Linked DNA regions of Homo sapiens: region 2 is linked to region 1. A link is a loop called in an ENCODE intact Hi-C map of the cell type or tissue named here. Cell type or tissue: mucosa of descending colon. All regions are shown on one strand.

Region 1 (2,500 bases):
TCAGACTTCTAAATTGCAGCTGAATTAGCATGGTCAGACTTTTATTAAATTGTTGCCAAAGTAAAAAATAACAGAGAGTGTGGGCTTATTTTATATTTTTTCCAATCACCAATGATGCTAAACATGTCTTTTAGAAACACGTTTCTTCCTCTGTCCATGCCTGTTTATAAGATTTTCTCTTTTTTTTTTTTGTTCTGTTTGTGCTCTTTTCTTTTCATGTGTAGGAATTAATTCCATATTCTTTATTCCAACACTTTGTCTGGTGTGTATTGTGAAGGCATTTTCTACCACATTGTAATTAGTCTCTTTTCTTTCTTTAAGATGTCTTTGGTAAACAATATGCCTTAATTTTAACATGACCAAGTGGATTGAAATTTTCTCTCTCTCTGTTTTTTGTTTGTTTGTTTGTTTTGTTTTGTTTTGTTTTTTTGATGGAGTCTTGCTCTGTCACCAGGCTGGAGTGCAGTGGCATGATCTCGGCTCACTACAACCTCCACCTCCCTGGTTCAAGCAATTCCCCTGCCTCAGCTTCCTGGATAGCTGGGATTACAGGCACACGCCACCATGCCCGGCTAATTTTTTTTTTTTTTTTTTTTTTTTTTTTTTTTTTGTATTTTTAGTAGAGACGGGGTTTCACCATGTTCGCCAGACTGGTCTCGAACTCCTGACCTCAGGCAATCCTCCCGCCTCGGCCTCCCAAAGTGCTGAGATTACAGATGTGAGCCACTGCGCCCGGCCTCTCTATCTTTTTTTAGTTAATGCATTTTGTGCTTTACTTAAGAAGTATCTCTCTAATACTAAATTCATCTTTGATCTGACACCTGATTTGTCTCTCAGGTAATGGTTTGAGGATTTCCTTCCTTGCTTCGCTGGTCCTCTTCAGGCTTTGCTGGAGGATAATTCATTATTGCCATCTTAAGCTTTGTCTTCGAAGGTGTCTTGTCTATGAGGGAACTTCAGGCTCCAGTGTCAACTCTGACTTTGGAAGCAAGTTCTGGGGCTTTCTCCCAGGGTAGCCCTTTGGTGCCCCCTGCTGGCAAGTGTAACCAGGACAGCCAGCATTAAATCAGCCAAACTACTAATACATTCTGGGAAGCAGAGAGAATGTGGTCTGATGAATTTTGGGTTTAGGCCTCCATAATTTCAGATAACGTTTATGCTATTCGTAAATTCTTATATCATACTTCTGAACACCTAGAGTAAAAATTACATATTGAATACAACAATTAAGAAGTTGTAAGAAAAAAAGAGGCCGCAAATTGAGGAGTGTCGAGTATTTCCAGTTCCAGGCAAATAATTTGTTGAGCGCCTATCAGAAATAGCCATCAGCCATAAGAAGTGGAGATGGACATGGACATGTAAACAAAGACTTGATAAGGCGTGGCGAACATAATAAAAATGAACAGCATGAAGAAAATACTCAGGAGGTGTCATCTGAGAATGTTAGAAAAGGCTGCCCATAGGACAATACAGTTACCTAAGGTGGGGACAATAATACATTTCTCAGTGCACCAGGGTTGGCAGGCCAAGAGGAGAGACGACCATTTCAGGGGAGAGAGCAACATCCACCACTGGCATGGGCATGGAGTGACAGCGTGAAGGCGCCAGCTGTTTAGTTCTTCCGTAGCGTGGCTGACACTGATGGGTCTGGGGAAAGATGAACTTTGAGGAGGGAAGACATTATAAAGCAACTCTTACTGCATGATAAACAACTGTCACATCAGCAGGGGGGATCCAGCCATGATTTTTAAAGAGGGCAACAATAATAGCATATCCTAATTTTAGAAAGACGTGATAAGAGCTAACACTTCCGGTGGTGTTCACCGATATTAACTCAGTGAATACTTATGACACCACAAAGTTGGTATGTTTTTCCCATTTTCCATTTGAGAACACTGAGCTACAGAGAACATATATAATATCCCCAAGTCCACACTTCTAAAAGCTTCCACAGGGTCGACTGGGGTTCATACCCAGGCAGTCTTTTGCAGGCTCTATGCTTTCAGCAGCTTTTATTTAATTGACCGTCTTGGGTACTTTTGCAATAGGCCAGGCACGCTTCCTGCACTGGGCAATGGGGGCTGGGTTCCTGAGGCAGGATTGTGCGTGTGTCTCGCCCTTGGAAACGCCCAACAGGGAGTTGGTCTTACGTAGCGTAGTGAAAGCTCAGGGCAGAGGTGGTTGAGAGAGACACATGCAAATCTTACAGCTCTGCAGAGCAACTAGGGAAAGGCCCCCAAGGAGCCACTCGTAGACACCGCCTCTTTGCATAGCTGCTTGACCCAAAGCAGAGTCTTCATCTCTGGGAAGGAAACTCAGGGTCTGTGGTGGGCCCCGGTCAAAAATAAATGACCCACACCTGGGCCAGAGCCCCTCACCCAAGTGGACACCAAGTCAGGACTGGCAAACGAGATTCTGGTTTTCACAGCATAGAGAGAAGACAGAGCCCCAGTACTGACTGGGCTCTGTAAGGTAGAGCAACAGTGTCCTCAATTCCTGC
Region 2 (2,500 bases), 72 kb before region 1:
ATCATGATGACTATTTGGATTTGTAAAGTTGATGTTCAAAATGCTTTTAGGCTACAAGAGACAGAAAGGGGCTTATGACCTTCAAAAGGGAAGGGATTTATCACCCACTTGTCTGCAGGCCCCTATGGCTAAAGGGGGAACCTTAATTAACTTCCTGAGAGCTCGATTTTAGGGAATTGGATCAGCTCTGTACAACAGTGGTATTCAAACATTTTTACCTGAATACTCTCTAAAAGAATCTTGCCAACCTGTGCATCTCCCGGCACATTTTAGTTACATCTACAATTTGACATCATAATTTTAACTAGATGGAAAGAATGAAATTTCTGGCATATTCCAAATGTAAATATTTAAAGACAGAGCTGCAACATCACGCTTTTAAACTTTTCCGATGTAAGCTAATTATCATAACAGTTTGACACCTGTTATAGTTAATTAAAATCCCTAAAAATGCTCTTCTTTAACAGGGGAGAATTTTCAATCATTTGTTTTTTTCCTTGGGGTTTAATTTCTATTCTGCTCTCCTCAGACAATTTTATCTTAAAGTTATATTATTTGATATTTGAAAATCTTTTATTGATAACTTATTTTACTTACCTAAAACAAAACTGCATCAAATTGTAAATATTTACTTTTCAAAAATTCTTGCAACCACAAGACTCTAAGAGTTTAAAAACTTTCCTGTAGCTTGTGTTATTAATACATTTATTATTATCACATAGTTAATCAAAACAACATAAGATACAGCATTTAAAATATAAGTATATATGATTAAAACATAAACATTGATCATTTTTCAATAAAATTCATTGACATGAATCTCTTAATGGGATCAGTGGAGGTTTCCTCCATTTTTCTGTTATTATTTATTTACATATTCATATATAATGGTCTCTCACCTTTGGCACTATTGACATTGGGGGCTGGATAATTCCTGGAGGGGAGGGAGGACTGTCCTGTGTATTCATTGTAGGATGTTTTGCTGCATTCCTGGCTTCTACCACTAGATGTCAGTAGTATATTCCTAGTTGTGGTGACCAAAAGTACCTCCACACTGCCAAATCTTCCCTGAACAATCCCCCTCCTCATGAGAACCACTATTGACCATTCCTTCAATTTGGAGAACACAAAGATTTGGAAACACTGAATTTCAAAGGGATTTATTACTCATTACTATGAGTATTAATTTTACATGTTAATCTTTCCTATAGAGGGATTTTTTTATTCCAATAAACACAGGGTTGAGAACAATTGTAATATTGTTGAATTATAATAAGCCTTTCCCAAGGTGATATTTTTTAAAATAAAAATCTACTTTATGCATGTTTTTGTCAAAATCTTAGATCTATGTGCAAGGCTTTCCAATATATGGGAAATTTCAAATTAGTCCTCTTTTCAGTTAGCAAATCAGTCCTCTTTTCGAAGTACTCAGGCCAGGCATGGCTCACGCCTTTAATCTTTGTACTTTGGGAGGCCAAGGGGAGAGGAATCCTTGCTGCCAGGAGTTCGAGATCAGCCTGAGCAACACAGTGAGATTCTGTCTCCACACACACAAAAAATTTTAAATTAAGAAGTGAGCCAGACTTGGTGGTGCTGTAGTCCCAGCTTCTCAGGAGGCTGAGGTGGGAGAATTGACTGAGCCTGGGAGGTCAAGGCTGCAGTGAGCTATGATAGCACCACTGCACTCCAACCTGGATGATAGAGTGACAAAACAAAAACAAAAACAAAACAAAGTACTTAACCATATCAGACCTCCTTTTGTCAAAACAGTCAGGCTAAATAGTTCAATTCAAATAAATGAGCTACTATGCCTTTCATAAAACATGATAAGACCTACTGAGAAATAGATTACAATAGACATTTTTATAAGACTGATTAACAAAAGCAATCAACAGCTAATTAAATGAGCCTATCCACTTTTTATTATAGACTACATAAACAAGAATAAATCTGTATGTTGTTCCGCATTTTAAAATTTGCAGTATTGTAGTGTGATGTAAAAAACTACAAGTTCTTATTAAGCAGGGAATATGATAAATGGCATAATATTCTTTTGGTAAATATGGGTGTTGGTGTTAGGCTTTTGGGAATAATTAATTAAGGACCATCTATAATAATTCAGACTTAAATCTACTAATTCTGTTAGGCATTATGATCTTACTTTTCCTGTTTGTTGCATAAAAAAAATAAAGAATACAAAACTAAAAGTTAATCAGCCCAGTAGCCCATATAATTTTATGTGCTATTAATGGGAGAATATTAAACATTTTATAAGATGAAATAACATGGGATCGACTATAATTTAAGTATATATAGTATTATGTGTTTTGGTAAATTAGGTTTCCATTGGTATTGAACAACACATGAAATCTAAAAGAAATCATGTAGAATATTTTTATTCTGCATGTTTTAATCCAAAGTAACATGAAGATCTGGTAGATCCATACATCATCAGTTGCATTTGATCAAATCAGGATTATTAACCCATACTAGTTCAGGC

The links. Peaks named below come from ENCODE experiments on the same cell type or tissue, not always from the same donor. Only the 100,000 strongest peaks of a DNase experiment are listed, where the experiment ranks them.
Region 2: it touches region 1 in a loop (24-fold over the local background); 48 of 110 quality-filtered maps call a loop at or near these places.

Annotation. Positions count from the first base shown.
Region 1 is chrX:8,741,857-8,744,356 of GRCh38, reverse strand. No RefSeq gene overlaps it. Among named protein-coding and RNA genes, the nearest start is that of ANOS1, 11 kb to the right of the region's middle. In mucosa of descending colon, no CTCF peak of the experiment used is centred here; a DNase peak (open chromatin) is centred at 1,031.
Region 2 is chrX:8,814,138-8,816,637 of GRCh38, reverse strand. No RefSeq gene overlaps it. Among named protein-coding and RNA genes, the nearest start is that of FAM9A, 14 kb to the right of the region's middle. In mucosa of descending colon, a CTCF peak has its summit at 1,024 (motif pointing right); no DNase peak of the experiment used is centred here.